Linked DNA regions of Homo sapiens: all the other regions are linked to region 3. Evidence: chromatin contacts called from ENCODE Hi-C or POLR2A ChIA-PET data. All regions are on one chromosome and are shown on one strand. The core of a region is the stretch at or near the end of the contact, and the rest is flanking DNA. Distances in the headings are between cores, read along the strand shown.

Evidence for each region. Hi-C counts contacts between places; a loop is a spot of excess contacts on that map. ChIA-PET counts read pairs that join two places held with the same protein, here RNA polymerase II (POLR2A). Pooled maps may share reads with other maps.
Region 1: a loop to region 3 is called in a pooled map, with 4 times the contacts of the local background. The contact joins the promoter of LINC01861 here to the enhancer-like site in region 3. A Hi-C loop is called at or near these places in 1 of 37 single-sample maps with no recorded cell type and 2 of 50 pooled maps. POLR2A ChIA-PET finds 5 or more read pairs at or near these places in 1 of 52 experiments (H1).
Region 2: a loop to region 3 is called in a map with no recorded cell type, with 15 times the contacts of the local background. The contact joins two enhancer-like sites. A Hi-C loop is called at or near these places in 3 of 37 single-sample maps with no recorded cell type and 4 of 50 pooled maps.

The regions. Positions count from the first base shown.
Region 1 is chr5:153,897,620-153,900,319 of GRCh38, forward strand. LINC01861 (long intergenic non-protein coding RNA 1861) reads right to left here and starts at 1,368. Exons shown (of 4, transcript NR_146729.1): 1 at 1,287-1,368; 2 at 568-741.
Region 2 is chr5:154,781,093-154,783,792 of GRCh38, forward strand. All of the region lies in intron 1 of LARP1 (La ribonucleoprotein 1, translational regulator), which reads left to right. Among named protein-coding and RNA genes, the nearest start is that of LARP1, 27 kb to the left of the region's middle. RefSeq lists enhancers at 893-1,519, 1,197-1,296. Within about 2 kb of position 1,384, at least 7 of the 41 ENCODE cell types and tissues checked have a DNase peak (open chromatin) inside an H3K27ac peak, as active enhancers do.
Region 3 is chr5:154,383,845-154,386,544 of GRCh38, forward strand. It overlaps GALNT10 (polypeptide N-acetylgalactosaminyltransferase 10), which reads left to right. Exons shown (of 12, transcript NM_198321.4): 7 at 2,469-2,586. Among named protein-coding and RNA genes, the nearest start is that of MIR1294, 38 kb to the left of the region's middle. RefSeq lists an enhancer at 1,011-1,160. Within about 2 kb of position 1,432, at least 6 of the 41 ENCODE cell types and tissues checked have a DNase peak (open chromatin) inside an H3K27ac peak, as active enhancers do.

The DNA.
Region 1 (2,700 bases), core at 118-2,617, 490 kb before region 3:
TTAAGAGTTAGCACAAAAATATTAGCTATTATGATACCACTAAGTTGGAATTTGCGACAATTCATACAGAAAATAGATTTTTCTTACCCTAAGAATGTCCTGTGTTGTAACTAGTGAAAATTAAAGGTGGAGAAAATGTCAGGGAATGAAGCAGAGAGGAAAGATATCTTAAATATTTATGGCACGGCTCTTTTAAGCCTTTCACATGGAGGAGGTGGGGCTTGTACGGCATCCTCTAAGCTGAGTCCATTTTGGAGAGGTAGTGGAAGTGGGGAAGAGCATGAATGAGTAGAGAAAACTGGGCCAGTGTGAAGGGTCTGAAGGAGTCGCATCAAGCAGAGAGTGCCCTGTCTCGCCCAGCCAGACGACACAAAGCAGAAGATGGCATTTCAGATGCCCTCCAGCTCAGCAAGTCTCTACTCCTCCATTCGCAGAGGTTCTTTGTCACAAAGAGAACCTCCTAAGCCACAAAAGGAACTTAATGGAAAGATGCTGGAATGTTCAAGAAAGGAGGTGGGCTGGCTCCAGGGGTCTAGGCAGCAGGGAAGGCTGTGTGGGCCTTCTTACCAGAACATTGCCATGGAATGGGATTTGGCTCCAGAGACCACTATGATCAGAGTCTTTCCACTCCAAGTTTCCAATTCCCAGTGTCTTACCCTGGGTTAATCAGCTATGGCAAGGGAAGCAGGATCCGACAGTATGGGAGTGGCTGCTGTTAGCTCATCCGACATAAAGAGACAACTGTAGAGAAAGAAAACGAGGCAGAATTGACACAGAGAGGCAGCAGTGGGCAGGGAGCCCTTACATAGTGAAGGTCCTGGCCAGGTCCTCCTCCTCCCTCTCCATTGTCACAAAAACTGCCCTGCACTGGGTGGCGCAATGGAGTTCCAGAGAATTTAATAAGCAAAATGTGTTTATTATTCATCTATCACGTGCCAGACAGTGTGTTTAGCACTACAGATACAGAAATGAATGGACACTCCATTTCACAGCACAGGAGTACTTAGTGGTTAAGAGCCCCCAACTGGGAATGACAAAGATCAGGGTTCAAATTCCAGTTCTACCCCTTATGCATTGTGTAAATTTGGCCCTGTCTCCTCAAGCTACAGTGAAGACTGGCTAATAATTGTGCCTACCTTACAGGTCATTATAGTTCATCACAAGGATTTAACAAGAGAAGGTAGACAGTCCTCATGAGATGCCTTACACCTAGCGAGCACTGCATATACTTGGCTGTAACTCCGACTGTAACAAAAAAAAAAAAAGGACTTCCCTGCCAACTTTACCTGTCAGTGCTAGAAGAGACTGTATATTCTTATTCCAGGGTATAGGCAGATGTCCTGCCCAGTGGGATCCAGCCCCACAAACATCAGAATCACCTAGGAAACCAGTCAACAATGCAGCCCCCAGCCTTGCTCCCAGATTGTCTGATTCAGGACATCAGGAGAAAGGTCTGGAATCTACATTTAAAGCTTCCCCTCACAATCTAAGTGATTTTAATACATAATTATTATGAGTACCAGTGTTCTAGACTAGAAAATCCTCTTACTTGAAGGCAAGGAAACTGACAATGATGGAAAGAAAACAATTCGACTTAAGATCTCACAATGAGAATTACTGGGCAAATTAGTTTTCTATTGTTGTGTAACAAATTACCACAGACTTAGTGGCTTAAAACAGTACGGTAAAACTATTTTTTCCTAGTTTCTGTAGATCAGAAGTCTAGGCATAAGATGGCTGAGCCCTCTGCTGTTTGGTCCCAAAAGGCTTAAATTAAGGTGTTGGGCTGCCATCCTTTCTACAGCTCAAGGATCCCCTTTCAAGCTCTCATGGTTGTACGCAGAATTCCATTTCTTGGGGTTATAGGACTAAGGGCTCTGTTTCATGCTGGCTATCAGCCAGGGGTCACTCTTAACTCCTAGAGGCACTCTCCGGCCTTTCCATGTGGCCCCCTCCATCTCTAAAAGCCAGCAATGGAGAATCTTCTCACATTGAATCCTCCCCATGCTTTGAATCTCTCACTTTTCCCATCTTTAACCTCTAGTCTCAGATGTAAAGGGCCGATATGTAGTTAGGTGAGGCCCAACCATTTGATTAACTCAAAGTCAACCAGTTACTACCCTTTATAACAGCTACACAATTGCTGTATGCCATAACATAACCCTGGGAGTGACAGCCTGTGATAATCACAAGTTTTGCCTACATTCAAGGGAAGGAGGTTTTACAAGGGTGAGGGTCATGGGAGGTCATTTTAGAATTCTGCCTACTACACTGGGAATATAATCTAAAACTCAGACAAAACACAGCTTGTCAGTCATGCAGAAGTCACCACCCCTCACATTACAGCAATAGCTTCCTAACCTCTAAATCAACATTTGTACCTCCAAACCAAATAATACAAGAAAAGTTCATCGATGTAAAATGTAGCTTATAACTGTTATTTCAAGGCATTGTAAGCACATAGGTTGTCGATGTATTGAACAGGCACTTTCTTTGGTGTATCTCGGTGAAAAAATTGACAGTCGAGCTTACTCACCAACCCTTGCCTGTGTCCAACAAACACAACTGAAATGGAACTTAAACTGACCATCGTAACCAACCACTCACAAAATCAAGTGCTCAAACAGAAACAGATGGGAATGACAAAGGAACCTAACCTAGTACAGGTTGAGTTTATTTTGTCTGAAATGCTTAAGACCA
Region 2 (2,700 bases), core at 134-2,633, 400 kb after region 3:
TTACCTGAGGTGGTGGCTGACCACCAAGGACAGGAAGAAAACCTCTGAGCTTGGCAGCCTCCCACATCAGGGTAATGGAGTCAGGTGTGCGTGTAGTTGTGTGTGCCTAGCAACCTGTCTGAGACGATTGGCTTCTGAAGTCCAGGGCCTAGGAAAGCCCAAGGGAGCCCCGCAAGCTGATTGTGCATAGCTCATTTGTTTAACTGGGAATCATCATCATACCTACCTTCTGGGCTCACGCCTGTAATCCCAGCACTTTGGGAGGCCGAGGCGGGCGGATCACGAGTCAGGAGATCGAGACCATCCTGGCTAATATGGTGAAACCCTGTCTCTACTAAAAATACAAAAAAATTAGCTGGGCATGGTGACACACACCTGTAATCCCAGCTACTCGGGAGGCTGAGGCAGGAGAATGGCGTGATCCTGGGAGGCGGAGCTTGCAGTGAGCCGAGATGGCGCCATTGCACTCCAGCCTGGGTGACAAGAGTGAGACTCCGTCTCAAAAAAAAGGAAAAAAAAAACGGAAAAATAAATGAGCTACTACATGTAAAAAACTTTGGCATCATGCAAAGACATTGTAAGGCAAGCTTGTCCAAAGGACGGCTTTGAATGCGTCCTGACACAAATTTGTACTTTCTTAAAACATTGAGATTTTCTTGCAATTTTTGTTTTTTAGGTTCATCAGCTATCATTAGTGTTAGTGTGTTTTACGTGTGGCCCAAGACATTAATTCTTCCATTGTGGCTCAGGGAAGGCAAAAGATTGGACACCTCTGTAGTAAGCTCTCAGTAATTGATTGCAGTCTAGTGGAGTTGAGATACACACAGATGCAACCATTTCAGGCGGTAGTGAGTACCCTGAAGATCTTAAATTGTAGACTGAGTTAGAACTTGATCCAGAGTTGCTGGTTTTGTGGCACTTTACATTGGGCAGTCAGGAAGCCTCCTGAGGAGAATTTATATTGAGATCTATGACTAGATCTGAGGAGTCAGTCATCTTGCTCTTCAACATTGTGACCTTGGGCGAGTCCCTTCCTTCAGTTTCATTTTCTGGACAACTGGAATAATTGTGTCTTTTTGAGATAATTAAGTAAAATCATACACAGCAACTTAGGTCAGTTTTTGGTACCTAGTCTTTATGCAGTAAAAGGTGATTATTATTACTGTTCTAACTAGAACCAAATGTGCTCTTTAGAAAAGGCTGGGTTAGGGAGCTGGCACTTGGAGGCCAGGAGCTTTAGTGGCCGCTGATATATTTCAGCTGTGTTGATTATTGATCAGCTTTGAAGCAAGATTTCAGGGACTGGTACCAGCAGTGGGAGTGGCCACAGCCACCCGAGGGTGGCTGGGTCCACATCTGGGCGGGGAGAGTGGGAGCACTGGGCCACCTGGGTCACCACAGGCTAAAGATAGTCAGCTGGGGCTGGGCCTGGGCTGGGCCAGGCTGGCCAGCATCATGTGACTGGAGCCTGGCCCACCCTTGCTCCTCCTCCCGGGCCAAGGGGATGCAGACTCTGCATTCCTGAGCTGACTGGTGGTCTGCAGCTTCCTTTCAGTGGGAACTCAAGATGATCTGACCTGAACATTTCTCTCCTTCCCTTTCTCTGCCCACTCCTCTCCCTAAGAATGCCCTTCCAGCCCCTCCTGCATTTCATCCGCAGGTCTAGGGAAATTTGGGTGGGAGGACTGGGCAGAGAGGCCTCTGAGAGATGGTACCGACAGCAGCAGCTGGTGACCAAGGTGAGGAGGGCTAACATGGCATTCTCTTTACTCCATAGAAGAATGTTCCTGCTTAGGGGGTCCTGGGGTCAGTCAGTATGGGAGGAAAGGCCTGTGGGTCTCCAGGCTCCCCTCTATGACTCCACCCCATCCCCAGGATGAATGACAGCTGAAAGTAGCCAGGCTTTTCAGTTAATCTGTCCCCAGGCTGGCCTGGGAGGGACAGGCACAGGTGGGTAGTATAACCCAGGCACTCTTTCCTGCCTGCCTCACCCTCCCTTCAGATGGTATTGCTGCCTTCCACAGTCAGGGTCCCTGGACACAGGCTTAGGGAGATAGTGGTGGCCTTCCTTATATCTGGGGGCTGAGGGTGGGGCACAATCCATGTCAGCTGGATCCCCCTGAGCAGCCTCTGGGAGAACTGAGAGGAACTGGGAGGTGGGTCTGGAAGGAATGTCTCTTTCTTCATAGTGCTGCCAGTGCCAGAGTGCTGGAGTTAGACTCAAACTGGGTGTGCTTGGTGGTAGTTTCCCTTGCCTCTCTGGGTAGGGAAACTAGGCACTTCCAACCACCGAGGTGCCACTTGTCCAGCTGTTAGCTTAGGCTTCCCTGCAACAGGCTTTGGTTTTCCCCAGTATGTAGAATGATGCCCAGGCATCCCTGCTATTGAGAAACTGTCCTGTTGGCTACAATAAGGTTGTAACTTATACCCCTTAGCTTCTCTTCCACCTCCTTTTAGTGGTTAAGAGCACAGGTTTTAGAGTCAGACTGCTTGGCTCCAAATCCTGTTCCTCTCTTTGCTGGCTGTTATCTTGGCAAATAACCTTTCCACCATGTGTCTTGGGTTCCTCGTTTTAAAATGGGACCAATGAAAGAAACTAATTCAACACGATCAAGATTAAGAGAATCCATGCCCAGAGTTTAGAACAGTGTGTGGTATCTAGTAAATGCTCACTACATATTATTTACACGTGTAATTCGT
Region 3 (2,700 bases), core at 182-2,681:
TATTCTAGCTGTATTAATCCATTCTCACACTGCTATAAAGAACTGCCTGAGACTGGGTAATTTATAAAGAAAAGAAGTTCAACTGACTCACAGTTCCACATGGCTGGGGAGGCCTCAAGAAACTTACAGTCATGGCAGAGGGGGAAGCAAACACATCCTTCTTCACAAGGCGGCAGGAGAGAGAAGTGCTGAGCAAAGAGGAAAAAGCCCCTTATAAAACCATCAGATCTCATGAGAACTCACTCACTATCATGAGAACAGCAGCATGGGGGTAACTGCCCCCATGATTCCATTACCTCCCACCAGGTCTCTCCTATGACACCTGGGGATTACGGTAACTACAGTTCAAGATAAGATTTGGGTGGGGACGTAGCCAACCGTATCACTAGCAACGTGGGATAGGAAGTATAGCTATCACTCCATTGTTTAGATGGGGAATAGGGCTCAAAGAGGTTAAATCAGCACTGTCCAATATAATACAAGCTGCATATGTGATATTATTTTCTAAGGTAAAGAGAAACAGGTAAAATTCATCTTAATAATGTATCTTATTTAAACCAGTATACCTCAAATATTATCGTTTTAACATGTAACCAACACTTTAAAATTATTAATGAGTTCTTTCATACTCTTTTCATCCTAAGTCTTGGAAATCTGGTGTGTATCTCACACTCACAGCACATGTCAGTTCATACCAGTCACATTTTAAGTGCAGAGTCATCACCTGTGGCCAGTGGCTTCCTTCCTGGGTAGCACAGGGTTAATGGTTAAACGCTGCATCTCAGGTCACACAGCAGGTTAAGGAAAGCAGAAATGAGAGTGAGGGTTCCGAATTTCTCACGCCCTGTTCTTTGCATGCATCACCTGCTTCTCGAGTGTTCCTGCCTGCCTGGAGGCAGTATATTGTGGTGGCGAGGGGTGTGAACTGTGGCTTAGATTAGAGATTCACATCCCAGCAGTGCTGCTTTTTAGCCATGGGGCCTTGAGCAAGTTCCCTGTCTGCACTCCAGTTTTACATGTGTAAAATGGTGATGATAATGAGGCCTGCCACATGAGGTCGAGGTGAAGAGTAAATTCATTTTATTAATAAATTAGCTCCGTACAGCACCCGGCATATTCAAGCCCTCAGTAAATATTCAGGGGCTCCCCTTTTAAAGGAGTCCTGCCTGTGCTGTAAAGGCTCATCTGCTACTGGAAGGAGGAGCTGCTTGGGCAGCTTTTGGGTTGACTAAGAGCTTATTCGATCAGCCTACTTCCCATGAGCTTGCACTTCCAGGGACCAGGAGGGGGAATGGAGGTTGCTGCTGGAATGTTTGGATTTGAGGGTTTGGAGTTTTCCAGTGCATCCAGACAAGGATGCAGCCACTCTGATAGCTTTTCACACAGCAAACGCTGGTTGGCCCCTACCAGGTGCCAGTCTTGTGCGAGATACCCTGGGGGACGCTGACAGTCAGCAGCATGACGTTTCCTCACTTAGCACGGTGCCAGGCGGACTTCCTGTTCCCGTGGGTACTGCATGATTTGTCGTCTCTGTGTCCTTGCTGACGTTTTATCCTCCCCTCAGTGCCTTTCCCTCTCCCAAATTTCCTCTTGTCCAAACCCACTTAAATGCCACCTCCCCTGAGCCTCATTCCTTGACCCTTGCCCCAGCCATCCTCCTTACCCCAAAAGCTGGAAACAGACACACTCCTTTCAGATTCCTGTAATGCTGTCTCTACCTCCCGGAGTCCCTTATGCACCCTCTGTCTTGAGGGGGCTGCCCCACTACACCAACATCTCCTGAAGGACTCTCATTGACCTCGAGATTCTTCCAGCACCTCCCTCACAACTGGCATGGGATGAACAAACTCATTAGAGAATGAATGAATGGAGTTAATCTTATCTCCCAGTTTAACTGAAAAGACAGAGACAGTGGCTTCTTCTGTAAACACCACAGCAGAACAAACGTCCATGCTGGCCTACTGAGTAATAGTTGTCAAAGGAGCATGTTCAAAAACACAGAGCCCTAGGCTGCCTCCCGCAAGGATTGTTTCAGCAGGTCTGAGGTGGGGCCCAGCGAGCTGTATATTTTTTCATCTCTCTAAGAGATTCTACAACACAGACAGGCTTGGAGAGACCCCCAACTTGGACCATTTAACTAGTGAGAGGACTAACATGTACATATTTATGATGCAGCTACAGGGCCCATGTGGACAAAGTACTGTGATTTCATTTCACAAGTACTCTTAGGTGTTAATTGTGTAAAGGAACTTCGGGTCCCATTTGGTTAAAATGTAGCTCTTATGAAAGGAAGTTGTAGGAAAGAAAGGGGGATGCCTGGAAGGGCCTTGGATTCCCTGGAAGACACTTGGACTGTGTTCAGGGAGCAGCATGGAACACCGCCGCTGGGGGAATGGCATTATCGGGCCACATGAGAGCATGTGGCCAGGACATCTGCACCTTCACACCATGTTCTTCTTCTCTGACAGGTCTCCCGTGATGGCCGGTGGACTGTTCGCCGTGGATCGGAAGTGGTTCTGGGAACTCGGCGGGTATGACCCAGGCTTGGAGATCTGGGGAGGGGAGCAGTATGAAATCTCCTTCAAGGTGAGCCAGCTCTCCAGACGCCCCGTTCTTGGCACAGCCTCCTGAGTGCCTGTCCCAGTAGGTGTCTCAGCTTCTGCCTGAGCTTGGAAAGACTGGAGGCCTCAGGGTTCTGTA